2 separate regions of the Homo sapiens genome follow, and region 1 is linked to region 2. Evidence: read pairs that join two places in POLR2A ChIA-PET (ENCODE). Cell type or tissue: HepG2. All regions are shown on one strand. Each heading gives the region's core, and the rest is flanking DNA. Links, peaks and the distances in the headings are about the cores only.

The links. ChIA-PET counts read pairs that join two places held together with the same protein. Peaks named below come from ENCODE experiments on the same cell type or tissue, not always from the same donor. Only the 100,000 strongest peaks of a DNase experiment are listed, where the experiment ranks them.
Region 1: POLR2A ChIA-PET joins it to region 2 with 5 read pairs; 14 of 35 experiments call an interaction of 5 or more read pairs at or near these places.

Annotation. Positions count from the first base shown.
Region 1 is chr17:79,755,622-79,764,683 of GRCh38, forward strand. It overlaps LOC124904070 (a long non-coding RNA gene), which reads right to left and starts at 3,406. Exons shown (of 2, transcript XR_007065927.1): 1 at 3,221-3,406; 2 at 1,723-2,092. RefSeq lists enhancers at 4,479-4,980, 6,695-7,195. In HepG2, for the core only: no CTCF peak of the experiment used is centred there; a DNase peak (open chromatin) is centred at 4,940; H3K4me3 peaks cover 284 bases.
Region 2 is chr17:79,819,101-79,828,162 of GRCh38, forward strand. LINC01977 (long intergenic non-protein coding RNA 1977) reads left to right here and starts at 4,352. Exons shown (of 3, transcript NR_146504.1): 1 at 4,352-4,438; 2 at 4,695-4,774; 3 at 6,984-8,604. RefSeq lists a silencer at 7,286-7,562 and enhancers at 7,752-8,253, 8,254-8,753. In HepG2, for the core only: no CTCF peak of the experiment used is centred there; a DNase peak (open chromatin) is centred at 3,601.

The DNA.
Region 1 (9,062 bases), core at 3,694-6,193, 62 kb before region 2:
TGGAGGGACACAAACATTCAAACCACAGTTAAGTGTTGACAGTGTCCTGAGGCGACAGGTCCTTGCTTCCCTCTCGTCCATGTTGATGATCAGGCGACCCGCTGGATTGGTTTCCTGCGGCTGCTCTGAGAAAGCACCACAGACTGAGGGCGTTGAGCCACCCAGGTGTGTTCCCTCGCAGGTGTGGAGGCCAGAAGTCCAATCCAGAGAGGCCGTGCTCACTCTGCAGGCTCTGCAGAGGTCCCGTCCTTGCCTCTCCCAGCTGCTGTGGACGCCAGTGATTTTGTTTCATGTTTTTGTTTTTGTTTTTTTGAGACAGAGTTTCACGCTTGTGGTGCAGGCTGGAGTGCAGTGGCGCCATCTCGGCTCACTGCAACCTCCACCTCCCGGGTTCAAGCGATTCTTCTGCCTCAGCCTCCTGAGTAGCTGGTGTTACAGGTGCCCGCCACCACGCCTGACTAATTTTTGTATTTTTAGTAGAGATGGGGTTTCACCATGTTGGCCAGGCTGGTCTCAAACTCCTGACCTCAGGTGATTCATCCATCTCGGCCTCCCAAAGTGCTGGGATGACAAGCGTGAGCCACCGCGCCCAGCCGGGACACCAGTGATTTTGGCCCACGCCTTCCTGTGTGCTGCTCGGTATGAAGGAAAGCCCTTTCCCTGAAACCCAGAGACCCTCCACCTGCTTTTATTTTTCACTTTTGATAGAGACACAGGTAGTGGAAATAGTTTGCTTTCTTCTTAACTATAAGAAAAGCAACAGCATAAACACAGTTACAAACAGTGGTCAACCTCTGGTCTCAGTGCTGAGTGACCCTAGAGAGTGCTGGGATCTGTGGCAGGAATGAGAGGCTGGTGAGGAAGCCGCCTATCCTCATGTGTCGACCAGCCCAGGGTGGCCCGATGACCCTGTTTTTGTTTTTGTTTTTTTTGAGACAGTTTTGCTCTCGTTGCCCAGGCTGGAGTGCAGTGACACCATCTCGGTTCACTGCAACCTCCGCCTCCCGGGTTCAAGCGATTCTCCTGCCTCAGCCTCCTGAGTAGCTGGGACTACAGGCGCGTGCCACCACGCCCAGCTAATTTTTGTATTTTTAGTAGAGATGGGGGTTTCACCATGTTCGCCAAGGGGTGAACAGGCTAGGTGTGCCCAGGGCACTTCATCCCATCTGCTCAGCCACACCAAACCCAGAGATTCAGGGTGCAACCTGTGGTGATCTCGAAGTGAAAATATTTCCCTTGGATTATCTCATAACATTTCACAGTGGAACTAGAAGGAGGATGTTGAGGCATAAATGAAGCCAAAGGCTTAATTGGAGGGATGTGGAAAGGCAACGGAGAGGCCGCAGCATGGTTGTGTGGAAGAAGGGCTTCAGCGTTGTTGAGTTTCAATTGCAAAGCCACCTGGAAGCAGATGGGGAAAGCCTCTCCATGCAGGAGAAAGAACAGTAAAAGTTCCCAAGAAAATGTTCTCGAGAGCCTCAGCCCCAAACGCAAAGTGCTCAAAGAGCTGCCACTGATGCCCAATATCAGGCCAGCCCAGCCTAGAATAAGGACATCAAACACATTGGAGAAGGGAAGGATAGAAGCTGTTCCCCATCATCCCCCAGGCCCCATCCTGGGAGCCCCGTCACCAACCACCTTTCTCTTTAGTCCTCAGCTGGCCTCGATATTGTCACCAAGTAAACTTTGGGGTCAACAAACATGGGTAGGAACCAACATTAGCACGGTCAGCAAATGCGCCCCTGCTCCAGTAGCTGGGTCTTTATATTGTATCAGGAATCCTCCTGGTCCACCTCCCCCTCACCCATTCCTTCTACTCAACCAAGCTCCCGTACCACGCCACCCCCACCCCTCTTCATCGGCCAAGCTCTCCCCCACCTCCCAAAGGCAGACACAACCTCATCTCAGCTCGCCACCGTCCGCCAGGGGAGACTGACACACATTGACCGCTCCCCGTGCCACCTCTGCTGTGCACTAATGCATTCGCCTAATTTCCAGTAGTCAGTGACATTTCACTGTGGAGGCAGAGGTTTCCACTCACGCCAACTCAAGTCACTGCAGCCTTCATGGAGCTCAGGCAGGATTCGAGGCCCTAAAGAGGGGTGGTAAATAGTGAAGGAGGTTACAGGCACAAGGCAGAGAAATGATGGTGCCTTCCCATTCCAGGTTTACTTTTTTCTAAAGCATTTACTAAAACTAAATTGGAACATCTAAGTTGGTGATTGCATGATTGAGATATTGGAGCAAAAGAACAGCTTGGTTGATAGTTGAGTTTTCACATGGACAGTAGAATCACCGACGTTTTGCTGTAGGTATAAAATGATTTCCAGGCTGGGCAAGGTGGCTCATGCCTGTAATCCCAGCATTTTGGGAGGCTGAGGCAGGCAGATCACTTGAGGTCAGGAGTTCGAGACCAGCCTGGCCAACATAGTGAAACCCTGTCTCTACTAAAAAAAAAAATACAAAAATCAGCCAGGTGCGGTGGCACCCACCTGTAGTCTCAGCTACTGGGGAGGCTGAGGTGGGAGGAACACTTGAGCCCAGGAGGCAGAGGTGGCAATGAGCCAAGATCAAGCCACTGCATTCCAGCCTTGGTGGCAGCGGGAGACTACATCTCAAAAAAAAAAAAAAAGATTTCCAGCCGGGCGCAGTGGCTCACACTTGCAATTCCAACACTTTGGGAGGCCAAGGCAGGTGAATTGTTTGAGCCCAAGAGTTTGAGATCAGCCTAGGCAACATAGCAAGACTCCGTCTCTACAAAAAATACAAAAATTAGCCATGTGTGGTGGCACACATCTGCAGTCCCAGAGACTCAAACTACAAGTGGGAGGATCGCTTAAACCTGGAAGTGGGAAGCTGCAGTGAGCCGTGATCATGCCACTGCACTCCAGCCTGGGCAACAGAGTGAAACGCTGTCTCAAAACACAAAAAAAATTATTTCCTTCTCAAGCCTTCCAAATACCTGGTCTTAGCGCCTTTAATATACAACGAATGCTTACAAATACAACAGAAAAAGATGAGTAACCTAATACAATGGATAAATGATTTGGATAATATATTCAGACAATTCTCAAAAGAAGTATGCAAATAGCCAAGATGTCAGCCTCAATCGTAATGAAAGAAAATAAATCAAATGGAGTTGTAGTTTTCATCTTGTGGCATCTTTTAAAGCTTGATAAAAGCTACTGCTGATAAGAAATGGAAATAACAGGCCTCTCACCTCATGTCAATGTGCCTGGGCACAAGCAGAAGCTTCTGGAAGGGCAATTTGGCTTCATCCATCAAAATGTTAGGGCAGGTGTGAGGGCTCATGCCTGTCATCCCAGCACTTTGGGAGGCTGAGGCAGGAGGATCGCCAGAGGCCAGGAGTTGGAGACCAGCCTGGGCAACAAAGTGAAGCCCATCTCTACAAAAATGAAAAAGGAAAAATTAGATGTGGTGGCGCATGCCTGTAGTTCCAGCTACACAGGAGGCTGAGGTCAGAGAATCGCTTGAACCTGGGAGGTAGAGGTTGCAGTGAGGTATGACTGCACCACTGCAATCCAGCCTGGGCAACAGAGCAAAACTCTGACAAAGAAAGAGAGAGGGAGAGAGGGAGAGAGGGAGAGAGGGAAAGAGGGAAGGAGTGAGGGAGGGAGGGAGGGAGGGAGGCAAGGAAGGAAGGAAGGAAGGAAGGAAAAGATATATTGAGCTATTTCTTTAAGAGCTGTACTCTTTACTATATGTAAGTTATATCTCAATTTTGTAAACTTTTTTTAACCATGAGCATATGTTACATTTATATATAGGGAAAACACAATATATTTTTAAAAATTAAAAAGACAGGCTATAAATATATTTTTATCATGACACTGTATATCTTAGAGAGAAAACAATATATAAAATATATTTAAATATACATAAATGTTTAAAACATAAAATATGAATATTTTACCAAGAGCATATATTACTTTTATACACATGGAAAACACAGTATAGAAGGAAGACACAAGACCAGATCCGGGAATGGTGAATCTCCTCCCCCCAGGCAAACTGGTCCTTCTCACTTGGGCCTGAGGAGGACTCCACACCCCTCCCCAGCCCATACCTCTCAGTCTCACCACCCCCTTCCTGGCACTTGGCCACCAGCTTCAGGGCTGGAGACATTTCTTTCTTTCTTTTTTTTTTTTTAAGATGGAGTCTCGCTCTTGTTGCCCAGGCTGGGGTACAATGACGTAATCTCAGCTCGCTGCAACCTCCGCCTCCAGGGTTCAAGCGATTCTCCTGACTCAGCCTCCCGAGTAGCTGGGATTACAGGTGCGTGCCACCACGTCCAGCTAATTTTTGTATTTTTAGTAGAGACGGGGTTTCACCATGTTGGCCAGGTTGGTCTTGAACTCCTGACCTTAGGTGATCCACCCACCTCAGCCTCCCAAAGTGCTGGGATTACAGGCATGAGCCACCACACCCAGTCAGGGCTGAAGACATTTCTAAATGCTTGCACTTGAGAAATGGTGAGCTCAAAAGGAACTCCTGCTTGCCTGGCTGAAGGCCTTGTCCAGGAGCAGGCCTTGTCCTGGCTGTAACTGCGTCTGGGTTCACACAGCTTTGCATTGACAAAGACGGGAGAAAGGGGCTCTGGGGAGCCCTGGGCAGCTTCCAGTAGTCAGGGGAGGTTTCCTGCCACGACTACAGTGGGGCGACCGAGGGCAGAGGGCAAGTTCAGGCAAGCCTTGAAGAGACCCAGCTGTGTCAGCACAAAACGCAACCGTCTTTCCAGCTGTTGACCTCATAGCTGCCAAGTCAGTGCCCAAGGGGCTGGAGACAACAGGGCACCCACAGCTGTGCTCCGGGGCGGACACCTCAGCCCCCCAGGCAGCAGTGTGGATAACCCACGTGGCCTGGATGTGGTGGGTAAAGTGCTGGCATGCACCTTTGTTCGGGTGGACTTTGGGTCTTGTTGGTCAGATGGTCGTGGCTCCGCTGCTTTGATCCAGGGAGAAACAGGAAAGCAGAAGAGACACTCACTCCAGCAGGTAACCTCCGCCAGGCCGGCCCCACTCTATTCCCAGGGCGCTCCTGGGCCCCTGCTGCTGTCCAGAGGTGGTGGTTTTTCTTCCTTAAGTGAAACCACCAGTGTCTCCGGACTTGAGAACAAGCACCAGAAAGGTGAGGACCACCTGGCACTTTGTTATCCAGTCGCACGTTTCAGCTGGAGGCCAGCCCGCCGACATAACCCTTGGAGGGCCAGGCCAGGAGCATCTCCTCCTTTTCAAAGAAGGGGAAGCCGAGATGTGGGCAGGCTTGTCCCCACCCAAGGCAGCTGAGAAAGCCGAGAGCTCCTCTCTCCATTCTCACTCTCCAAACATCCATGGCCAACCCAGACAGAGCCCCCAGGCTCTACAGAAACCTGGACACCAGAGGGACAGACAGGACAGGAGAGGGGTGACAGTGTGGTAGAAAAATTACGTGGTCATTGGCCAGGCGCAGTGGCTCACGCCTATAATCCCAACCACTTGGGAGGCCCAGGTGGGAGAATGGCTCTAGGCCAGAGGTTCAAGACAGGCCTGGGCAACATAGTGACACCCTGTGTCTACCAAAATAATAATTAATAATAATAATAATAATAATAATTAGCCTGTAGGCCAGGCACGGTGGCTCACGCCTATAATCCCAGCACTTTGGGAGGCCAAGGCGGGCAGATCACTTGAGGTCAGGAATTCGAGACCAGCCTGGCCAACATGGTGAAACTCTGTCTCTACTAAAAAAATAAATACAAAAGTTAGCCAAGCGTGGTGGTATGTGTCTGTAATCCCTACTCAGGAGGCTGAGGCAGGAGAATCAATCACTTGAACCTGTAGGCGGAGGTTGCAGTGCACTGAGATTGCGCCACTGCACTGCAGCCTGAGTGACAGAGCGAGACCCTGTCTCAAAAACAAAACAAAACAAAAACAAACAAAAAGCCTGTAGTCCCAGCTACTAGGGAAACTGAGGCAGGAAGATCACTTGAGCCCAGGACTTTGAGGTTGCAGGGAACTATGATCGCCACTGCACTGCAACCTGGGTGACAGAGCAAGACTCCATCTCTTAAAAAAAAATATTGACTGGGCACAGTGGCTCACACCTGTAATCCTAGCACTATGGGAGGCCAAGGTGAGTGGGATTGCCTGAGCTCAGGAATTCAAGACCAGCCTGGGCAACACGGTGAAACCCCGTCTCTACTAAAAATACAAAAATTAACCAGGCGTGGTGGCACACGCCTGTAATCCCAGCTACTCGGGAGGCTGAGGCAGGAGAATTGCTTGAACCTGGGAGGCGGAGGTTGCAGTGAGCCGAGATCGTGCCACTGCACTCCATCCTGGGTGACAGAGCAAGACTCCATCTCAAAAAAAAAAAAAAAAAACAACTTAATGTATGTCTACAAGGCAACAAGTCCTTTGATATATAGCAATGTAATAACGTTGTCACACAGCTGCCAACCAAGCACCGGTCCCTGCCAGGCTCCACTCCCTCTGGAGTTCTCTTTGTCCTGATAGTTTTCCCACGTGGAATCTTCTACTCCAACCCCTCCCAACTCAACGGCAAATTCTGAATCTAAATCCAGAGTGCCAGCCTCTGGAAGCTCTGGCCTCGTCCCCACCCCCAAGCACTTGTTCACCCCATTTCCATTGCTTGCTGCCAGCCGCTGGCCTGGCCTCTCCCCAGAGGCTCCGAGGATGCCCAGCAGAAAAGCCCTGGCTCTGGGCAGGTTTTCGCAGACAAGACTCGCACCTCCTCTTGGACTCACGTCCCCACCCTCCAGGGACCCATAAGAGAGAAACCGGTGGCACAGATGGCAGTGCACGGCTCCCAAAGGGACCGAGTTGGCAACAGCAGGCAGTGCCTGGCCAACCCCATTGCACTCCACGTGGGGCATCCGCTGGGAGGCCAGGGTCAGGTGGGCCCCAACATTCAGAATGACAGACAGAAGTAGGAAAACGAGGAAGCAGGCCAGTGCCCATGCGGGGAGATCAGTCTTATTCACATTTTTCAAGAGATAACAGAAATCTGAACTTTTAGGTAAAACATCCCGTTTCTTACATTTCAGTTCCAATAAGAAAGCACACGTGCCGATTAGGGAAATGCAAATCAAAACCACCATGAGATGCTGCTTCACACCGACTAGGGTGGCTAGAATCAAAAAAGCAGAAAATCGCAAATGTTGTCGAGGATGTGGAGCAATTGGGCCCCTCGTGCAGTGCTGGTGAGAAGAGAAAACGGTGGAGATGGTTTGGGAGTTCCTAAAAAGCATAGAATTCCCATAGGCACCAGCAATCCCACTCCTGGGTATACACCAACAAAAACTCGCACACAAGTGCTCCTAGCAGCATTATTCATAAGAACTGAGCTCAAAAGTGGAAACAACATCAGTTGTCCACTGGAAGATGAATGGATACACGCAACGTGTCCACATGCAATACAGGCGTGGTGGCTCACGCCTATAATCCCAGCACTTTGGGAGGCCGAGGCAGGTGGATTTTGTATTCAGCCATAAAAAAGCTGAAGTACCGATGCAGGCCACTGCCTATGTGCACACGGAAAACATCGTGCTCAGTGCAAAAGGCCAGTCACCACAGGCCACATACTGGCTGGCCACAGTGGCTCAGGGCCGGGAATCCCAGCACTTTGGGAGGCCAAGGTGGGAAGATCTCTTGAGCTCAGCAATTTGAGACCAGCCTGGCCTACATAGGGAGATCTCATCTCTACACAAAATAAAAATAAAAAATTTTAAAAAGGCCACATGAGATTCCGTTTATATGAAATGTCCAGAACAGGCGAATCTGCCGAGACAGAAAGCAGATTGAGGGTTGCGAGGAACAGGGGGAAGGGAGAGAAAGTATGGGAGTTTCTTTTGGGGATGGTGGAAATGTTCTAAAATGGATTGTGACAATGGTTGCACAAGCTTATGAAGATACTAAAAATCATTGAATTTTACACTGTAAAATGGTGAGCTTTATGTTCGTGGATTATATTCCAAACAGACAGTGCAAGCGGAGCCAAGGATATCTATGGGCCAGATTGCACCGGGGGGCAGTACAGCTCCCCCTCAACCCTGAGCCTGAGCGCCGACCCCCAGCACTCAGTCTCACTGTGGGCTGGAATCACTTTTTTCTTATTCCTTCTCTAAGACAAAAATGTGCAGTAGAATTCCCCAATGAATACTGTGCCACCGACACCCACTGCTGCTGGTGATGGCAGTAGCCGGCCTCTGGGGAAAGCAAGGTGGCACCTACAACACTGGGCCCCATGGAACCACGGGGGCCTTATGCGAGGGAGGCAGGAGCTTCAGGGTCAGAGCAGAGATCAACGGAACATGATTGCTGGCTCTGAAGGTGAAAGAAGGGGCCGCCACGAGCGAAGCAATGTGGACCTCCTTAAAGAACTGGGAAAGGCAGGGAAACAGATGTCCCTTGGAGCCTCCAGAGAGAACCAACTCGGTCAGCACCTCGGCTTCATCCTCATGAGACCTGGGTCAGACTTCTGACCTCTAAAAGTGTGAGAAAATACATTTGTCTTGCTTTCTTTTTTTTTTTTTTTTTTTTTTTTTTTTGAGACTGAGTCTTGCTCTGTCACCCAGGCTAGAGTACAGTGGCACAATCTCGGCTCACTGCAACCTCTGCCTCCCGATTCAAGCGATTCTCCTGCCTCAGCTTCCTGAGCAGCTGGGACTACAGGTGCGCACCACCACACCTGGCTAATTTTTGTATTTTTAGTGGAGACAGGGTTTCACCATGTTGGTCAGGCTGGTCTCAAACTCCTGATCTCGTGATCCACCTGCCTCGGCCTCCTAAAGTACTGGGATTACAGGCGTGAGCCACCGCATCCAGCCTTGGATTGTTTTAAGTCACTAACTTTATGGTCATTTGTTCCAGCAGCAACAGGAAACTAATACAGCAGGTGATTTAATCTCCTTAAGACTTCATTGCTAGGCCAGGCGCAGGGGCTCCTGTCCAGAATCCCAACACTTTGGGAGGCCAACACGGGAGGATTGGTTGAGCCCAGGAGTTTGAGACCAGCTGGGAAACATGGAGAAACCCTGTCTC
Region 2 (9,062 bases), core at 2,465-4,964:
GTGCCAGGAGCCTGGCCAGAGAGCCAAGAGTGGTCATGGCCCCCTGGGAGTTCTACTCTTTTCTAGGCAGCAGCAGTGACTGAGACCTTGTACACAAAACTCATTCATTCAATCAGTATTTATCTAGGACTTCCAGAAACAGTGCTAAGCTGTGCTGGAGAGTGATAGTAAAAAAGACACAGTCCCTACCAGCGAGAGACATTGGGTCCAGCTGATGAGTAAGACAAGCCAACAGAGTAGGGCAACAAGACCAGGATCCCTTCGGGGCATTACTGAGCACACGGCCTCGGTCTGGAATTCTGGACACATTCTTCACCTTAACTGGGGGTGCATTGGGGATTTAAAACCCCCAAGAGCCAGGGATCTTTCCCACCCAAGCTAATTTCTGGGCAGCTGTGCCACTGCAGGGCATGCAGAAGGAAGAGAGCCTTCCAGAGGAAAGTCGCCTTGTTCCTTGCTTTGTGACCCTCATCTCTGCGAGGTAGAGAAGAAAAGGAGGGCTCTTCCATCGGGAGCTTCCAAGGTTCCGGGTGAGAGCTAGCCAGCTCTGCATTTGGAGCAGAGAGAGGTAAGCGGCCCAAGCCTGCTGAGCCTGCGAGGTGCTTCGGGAAGGGCCACTCTGGAAAGCATTATTTATAGATCTGACTGTTTGCCCACTCTTATCTTGAAGACAGGAATTTGGGACACTAGGTCACAAGTTGGTCTCTTCCTTTGTCAGCAGTCCATTCAACATGGCAATGCCCACACCCACCTCACAAGGCATGGATGACACAAAGAGATGGCTTGCCTGCAAGAGACCCAGCTGGTCTGGAGTTGGAGGCACACTTCATTTCTCTGCCCAGCTCGGCAGGCGGCTGGAGCAAACCAGGAGATCGCCTCAAATGTTTTAAATGTCAATATGGTCCCTTCTTGCTGGCTTGCCAAGATTTGACCAGCTAAATTGGCCTGTGTGGTGTGTTCCCTGCAGTGCACGGTACGAATTTAGATCTTTCATCAATGCTGTAAGGGAGGCTGGACAGCCGTCAACAGCAGCATGCAAATTCCCAGGGATGCTGTTCTGAAGGCTTCCACCTCCATCTTGAGAGCTACTTCCTGTCTCTTTGGGGCTTCAGTTTCCATAAAGGCCCTCATTGAACCCTTGGGCCCTAATTGGATTGGGGAAGAGACCAGTCCCATTTGGGAGACCACAGTGCCTTCAGCACCCTTGGCAAACTTCTTGGGTGCTGCAGTCCTGCCTAATGCCAGCCTTCTAGCAAGGCCTAGGGCGGGTCTGTCATTCCCACAGTGTCATATGTGCCAGGGGACAACCTAAATTGTGAGCTACACTCACCTAGACTACCAGAGGGCTTCACTTGCTCAGTCATTACTCAGCCAGCCGGGCCACGTGGACTATTTTCTACTGACTTTGCCTCTCTCCCATCACAGGGAGGCAAGTGAGAGAGTAGGAAGGCGTTGTTCTTCTCTAGCATGGTCCACTGTCAGGAGGGGAACACCAGCCCAGCATGAGGAGAGTGACCTGGGGGCCGAGGGTGATTTTTTTCTTTCTTTCTTTCTTTTTGAGACAGAGTTTCACTGTTGCCCAGGCTGGAATGCAGTGGCACGATCTCAGCCCACTGCAACCTCCGCCTCCCGAGTTCAAGTGATTCTTGTGCCTCAGCCTCCCGAGTAGCTGGGACCACAGCTGTGCACCACCACGCCTGGATAATTTTTGTATTTCAGTAGAGATGGGGTTTCACCATGTTGTCCAGGCTGGTCTCGAACTCCTGACCTCAGGGGATCTGCCCGCCTCGACCTCCCGAAGTGTGAGGATTATAGGCAGGAGCCACCTCGCCTGGCCCCGAGGGTGCTTTAGTTTTAGAATCTTCTCATTATAGGTGTGGTTGAATGTTTCTGGGACCCAAGCTGTCACCAGGAGCTGGCCCCGTCATGACAAAATAATTCACCCCTTCCAATCTACCCTTCCCCAGATGAGATAAAAATGACTGGGCATCCAGATTAATGACTGGATCACATGCAGGAACGTACTGGCTGTGAGCAGCCCTGGGCCAGGGCAGAGGTGAACTTGACAATCATGTGGACGCTGGCTTTTGATTACTGCTTCTTCTGGGCTCACGCTACCCAGGGCTCTCTTTAGACCATCTCTAGGTGAACTTTCTGCCCCAGGAATGATCACCTCCATTTTACTGGTGAGAGGTTCAAGGACTTCCCTTCCTTCTTTCCTCCCTTCCCCTTCTCTCCACTTCCTTCTCCTTCCCTCCTACATCATTTTTCCCTTTCCTTTCTTCCTCCCTTCCTTTAGCAAATAGCCCTGGAGCAGCTGACCGGTTCTAGGAGCTGAGAACAGGGTGATGGGTAAGAGGGACAAGGGCTTGCTCTCACGGTGTTTACATTCTAGTGGGGGCAGGAGACAAGTCAACAGATCAATAATTTCAGATAAGAACAGCTGCTCTAAGAAGAACAACTGGGGAGTGAGATGCAGTCCACTTTAGGCCGGTGGTTGGGGACGGCTTCTCTTGAGAGGTGGCATTTAGGGGACTAAATGGTAACAATGAGCTGGCCTTGGGCAGGTCTGGGGGCAGAGCCATCAGTGCCAGGGCACAGAGCTAGGAAATGCAGAGCAGCTGGTACCCACGACTGGTCTTGCCTGAACCCCTAATCCTTGCTCTTTCTGCCACATCCTGCTTTCCCACTTGGCCAAAGAATTGTGGTTGGCCAAAGGTGGGGCTAAGCTGTGCAGTGGGAGGGGCCAGGCTGAGCTGGAGGTGGCCAGGAGCCTCCTGGTACAGGGCCCTGGTGCCAGTGTCCTCACCCTCCCAGAATCCTGTTCATTTGTGTTGAGGACATGGGGTGAAGGATCTGAAAATGCATGCGCAGGCAGACGACCCACCCAGGCCATTCACAGCCGCAGCAGTTTGGGACTCTCCGCTTGGCCCAGGTAGGGAGGCACTTGCGGTCCTTCCCAGGCCTGCCGTGAGGCTCCAGGGCCAGCGCCTATCCCCAGCCCCAAGGAGGCACTCCGAAGAACCTATTTTAAATCTCAGCTCAGCATTTTTGGCCAACTTACAGAGAAGCTGCAAGATGAGTAAAGGAACTTGCCTATATTTTTTATCTAGATTTACCAGTTGTTGACATTTGCCCATCTGCTTTGTCATTGGTGCTCTCTCTATTCTGTGTGTGTGTGTGTGTGTGTGTGTGTGTGTGTGTGTGTGTGTGTGTGTTTGTGTTTGTTTTGAGATGGAGTCTCCCTCTTGTTACCCAGGCGCGATCTCGGCTCATTGCAACCACCACCTCCCGGGTTCAAGCAATTCTCCTGCCTCAGCCTCCCAAGTAGCTGGGATTATAGGCACCGGCCACCACGCCCGGCTAATTTTTTGTATTTTTAGTAGAGACGAGGTTTCACCATGTTGGCCAGGCTGGTCTCAAGCTCCTGACCTCAGGTGATCCGCCTGCCTCAGCCTCCCAATATGCTGGGATGACAGGTGTGAGCCACCGCGTCCGGCCTTCCCACATATTTTTTTCTGAACCATTTGAGAGTCCATTGGAGACCTTGTGCCCTTTCTGCCTGCATACTTTGGGGTAGTGTGTTTTCCCTGAGATCAAGGACAAGATCTTACACAACAACCACAGTGCAATGGCCAGAATCAGGATGTTTAACATCAATCCAATACTGTTGTCTAACCCACAGTCCAGATGCCGTTTTCTCAGTCTCCTCAATAATGCTCTTTATAACTCACTTCTCTTTTCTGTTCCAAGAGCAAAGGATCCTGCGCTCATTCTGCGCCCTCTCCCTCTGGTCTCCTTTGCGCTGGGCAGGACCTTGGCCTCTCTCTGTGTTCTTTCACCTTGGCTTCTGAAGAGTACGCATCTGGGATTTCTTCGTGGTTGGATTCGGGCGCTGCGTTCTGGCGGGAAAACCGCTGGAATGACACTACGGACTTCTGGGTGCGGCTTCTCAGTGTTGGGAGGCCCACGATGGCAGTTTGGCCCATGATTGGTAACACTGGCTTTGATCCTTCCAATGTGATTTTTTTTTAACTTTTATTTTAAGTTCAGGGGTACAAGTGCAGGTTTGTTACGTAGGTAAACTTGCGGCGTGGAGGTTTGTGGCATAAATTATTTCATCACCCAGGTATTTTTTTTTTCTTTTTTGAGACGGAGTCTCGCTCTGTTGCCCAGGCTGGAGTGCAGTGGCCCGATCTCCACTCACTGCAAGCTCTGCCTCCCGGGTTCACGCCATTCTCCTGCCTCAGCCTCTCGTGTAGCTGGGACTACAGGCGCACGCCACCATGCCCAGCTAATTTTTTGTATTTTTAGTAGAGACAGGGTTTCATCGTGTTAGCCAGGATGGTCTCGATCTCCTGACCTCGTGATCCGCCCGCCTCAGCCTTCCAGAGTGCTGGGATTACAGGCTTCAGCCACCGTGCCCAGCCTCACCCAGGTATTAAACCTAGTACCCATTAGCTGTTTTTCTTGATCCTCTCCTTCCTCCCACCCTCCACCCTCCAAAAGACTTCCGTGTGTGTTGTTCCTTTCTATGTGTCCATGTGTTCTCATCATTTAACTCCCACTTATAAGTAAGAACATGTGGTGTTTGGTTTTCTGTTCCTGCGTTAGTTTGCTGAGGACAATGGCCTCCAGCTCCATCCATGTCCCTGCAAAGGACGTGATCTCTTTCTTTCTTTTTTTTTTTTTAGATGGAGTTTCAATCTGTCACCCAGGCTAGAGCACAGTGGCACAATCTTGGCTCACTGCAACCTCTGTCTCCAGGATTCAGGTGATTCTCGTGCCTCGGCCTCCTGAAAAGCTGTGACTACAGGTGCACACCAACACGCCTGGCTAATTTTTGTAATTTTTTTTTTTTTTTTTTGTGAGATGGAGTCTCGCTGTGTCGCCCAGGCTGGAGTTCAGTGGCGCCATCTCGGCTCACTGCAAGCTCCGCCTCCCGGGTTCACACCATTGTCCTGCCCCAGCCTCCCAAGTAGCTGGGACTACAGGCACCCGCCACCACACCAGGCTCATTTTTTGTATTTTTAGTAGAGATGGGGTTTCACCGTGTTAGCCAGGATGGTCTCGATCTCCTGACCTCGTGATCGCCCGCCTCGGCCTCCCAGAGTGCTGGGATTACAGGCGTGAGCCACCGCGCCTGGCCTAATTTTGTAATTTTAGTAGAGATGGGGTTTCATCATGTTGGCCAGGCTGATTTCGAACTCCTGGTCTCAGGTGATCCTCCCGCCTCAGCCTCCCAAAGTATGGGGATTACAGGCGTGAGCCGCCGCACCTGGCCCACGTCGTTCTTTTTTATGGCTGCCCAGTGCGGTGTTTTTGATTCGCACCATTTCCCGCCTCCTCTGGGCCTTTGTGTCTTCCTCGTCGTTGTCCTGGGCACCCCGGTCATCCTGGGTGCTCCTCGCCTGCTTCTGTCTGTTTCTGTTATGATGTTTCTCTGGTGTTTGGTCCCCGACCCTTTGGCTTCCTGACCTCTGTTTCTGTCTCTGTCTTTATCTCTGCTCTTCTCTTGGTTTCCTCTCTCCCTGCTGCCGCCTTCTCCCTTGATTTTATCCCTGTCTCATCCCTTTCTTATTCTCTCTCCAAAACACTGAAATGTCCATGACTGCAAGTGCCACATGGATCAACCACCAGGTTAACCTACAGCTAAAGACTGCAAGGTGCACCCTCTGGTTCTCACTTCTTTCCTAAGAGGATTAAAATGGAAGTGAGGAGAGTTCCCTCTGCGGAGCTGGACCTTGGAGGCCTCATACTCTACCCTAGGCGAGACTCATCCAGGAACTCATCTCCAGGCCCAGGAGAAAGGGCTGGCTTCAGGACCAAGCATTCCATAGGAAAGCTCCTCTCCCTGCCATCTAACTGCCTTCTGCCCACCCATAGGTCCTCTTGCACAGGAGGGCACACAGACCCCTACTCCCCTGTGGACCTAGGGCTGAGGTTCGCTGTGGTTTGGCTACAGCTGAGCAAATACTGTCTGTCTGCCTGCCAAGGCAGAGTCAACTCCCAGCTCTGAGGTTAGCAGGTTTCTCACCCTTTGAAGGACGGGGCCCACAGCAGCCTTCCTCTCCACTTGGTGGTCACCGGATTGGAGGAAGACCAGACCCTCACATCTTTCTGGGTTAGGCCCCAAACCACAGTCTGGAGAATGGAAGCCAGACCACGGCCCTCTAACAGCCACACTTGACCACTCACTCACTGCTTCGGCATTGAACTTTGAATTATGTTATCATCATTCCTATTACTATACCTAATTTTATAGCTGGTAGACAGGTAAACACTGTTCCTGACTGGAACTCAGATATCCACTTGTGGGCAAAGAATGGTCTCTCTTGCCCAACGATGATGTCTTGGCAATGACATCATCATTGCCAAGGTGATGATGTCAATCATTCACCTTGATGTTGACTTTTGTCTTTGGGGCCTCACTTTCCCCATTGTAGAACAAAGGGCTTGGAATAGAAACCCCCTGGTCCCTCTCTGTTCTGAGCTTCCAGGAGCTATCACTCCACCATCAATGGGCCAACCCTTTCCTCTGGGAGGGGCAGATGACTTACACTCCCCGTGGAGCTGACCCTGCGCCGTCCCTGGTCTTGGTTATGATGATGATTTGGTATGTTTGTGTGTGTTTCCCTCCTGGACCAACCCCTGGGACTTCCGCCCTTCTGGTTCCTCTGCAAACATTTGTTTTCATCTTAGTCTATGGAACAAGACATCACTAAGGACCAGAGTGATGCAAAAGACAAAGGGGAGAAACACTCCTGGCCACCCTGTCTAGTTCTTCCTGCTGGGCCAGGGGCTGCTTAGCACCGTCTCCAGCCTCAGGCCCTCAGCAGTCTCAGGGCTCGCCAGCTGCAGGTTAGGGAGCAGCTCAGAGGTTGGCCTACCTTTTCTTTGCCTCTTCAGGTGACACAGCTCAGGGGATGTCAGAACCAAGGGCCTGGAGAGCTCACACTCCACCCAACCCTCTCCTTTTGCAGATGAAAAACCCAAGGTCCAGAAAGGGGACGCAATGGCCATAGCAGCAGCAGAGCAGGGACTGAATCCCAAGGCTGATGACTTTGACTTCGGTGCTCCAGCATTCGTCTTCCCTGGATTTCTCAGCTCGCAGGCTCGATAACTCTCTTCTCTCCCCAGACTTGTTGGCAGGCAAGAGGAATAACTCATGTGAGTCAAAAGCAATTTGCAAACATAAATAATTTTCAATGCCAGGAGAGGAGACGGTGGGAAGATGCATGGAAGGTTGAGAGGAACACAGCCAGCCCCAAGTCTCCCTCGCCCTGCTGGGCACTTCCTCTTTCCACCTCGGCGCTGGTGGGAGAGTCGGAGTGCGCCATAAACAAGGCAGGAAACGGCTATCATGATGCTCACTTCCGCTCTTCCTAGAAGGGATTCTGCTCGGCAATCTCTCCACTCCCCACCCCCTGCCATGCACAGGATTTTGTACTCCCAGCTCCTCTGGAGGCTCAGAGGAGGAGATGGTCCTGCTGCACTGGCCCAGCCTTCCTCTACCTGGCTTGTCTTTTTCCTTGTCCTCAACCCCAAACAGCAAGTATCCTAACAAAGAATGGATAGTACACTATTATTTTTGTGACATTCATCTCAGTGTCATATTCCAAAGGAGCTTGACATTAATTGTCCTGTTCCTAATTTGGACACTGGTTTACGAAAGTGTGGTGACCACTGGAGACTGTTCTCTGACAGTGTAACAGGTATTCGCCCCTTTCCCCAGGGTACTAAGACTCACGTGGCCCTGACAGCCAGCACAGTCTCTTAGGAGGTTCCGGAGGGTGGCAGTGGGAATGAGCGTAGAGCCGTGTCATTTCGGAGGGCTGAGTGCATTCCACACATCTTCCCAAAGCCCACCCCAAGAGGCTGTCTAACGCAGGGGGAAACAATGAGAAACCAGATACCATGGAATTAGCAAAGAATTTCTCAGATGAAACAGGAAAGGGAGGAAATCCAGAGGGGTTTACATTACACCTGGCTCAGGTTGAAAGGATTCAGGGCCAGTTGTTGGCAATATTAAACTCCAGGCTGCGTTTGAAAGGGTCCTTCACTCGGGCAGCCAAAGAGAGGCGTTCCTGCCAGGATAGGTTGCATCGCTGCAGATCTCCAGCCCTACGTGCATACACACGTGCACACACACGTGTACACACACGTGCACACACATGTATGCACACACATGTATGCACACACATGCATGCACACACATGTATGCACACACATGCATGCACACACACGCACACACATGCACACATGCATGCATACATGCACACACGCGCGCACACGTGTGCACGCACATGCATGCACACAGACACGCACACGCACACACATGCATGCACACACGCACACACATGCACACACACGCACACACGCATGCACACACACACATGCATGCACACACGTGCATCTTGGATATCTCTTGTTAATGTCAGCCCTCTGCCCCAAACTAGATTTGAAAACTTGTAGGTAATCAAGTTTTCTGGTTAAGAGAAATAATCCCAGCCAACAGTTAGTAAGCTCTTATGTGTCAGGCCTTATCCAAACAGTTCACACGAAGACCAGATCCAAAAATAAAAGTGTGCTTTGTCCTCTGTGTGTTGCTGTGTGTGTGTGGGGGGGGGGTCACATGCACACCCACATCTCTGCCACCCTGAGTTGCGTGTTAAAGCTGCCTACGTAAGGGTAAAGTGGTTGCCATGCTGTTAGAAACGTGTAACATGTGTCTGGGCATGATGGCTCATGCCTGGAATCCCACGAATTTGGGGGGCTGAGGCAGGTGAATCACTTGAGCTCAGGAGCTCGAGACCAGTCTAACCAACATGGCAAAACCCCATATCTACTAAAAATACAAAAATTAGCAGGGCATGGTGGTGGGCACCTGTAATCCTAGCTACTCGGGAGGCTGAGGCAGGAGAATCACTCGAACCCGGGAGGTGGAGGTTGTGGTGAGCCGAGATTGCGCCATTGCACTCCAGCCTGGGCAACAAGAGCGAAACTCCGTCTCAAAAAAAAAAATAAAGAAAAGAAAAAAATGTATAACAGGTACCACTAGG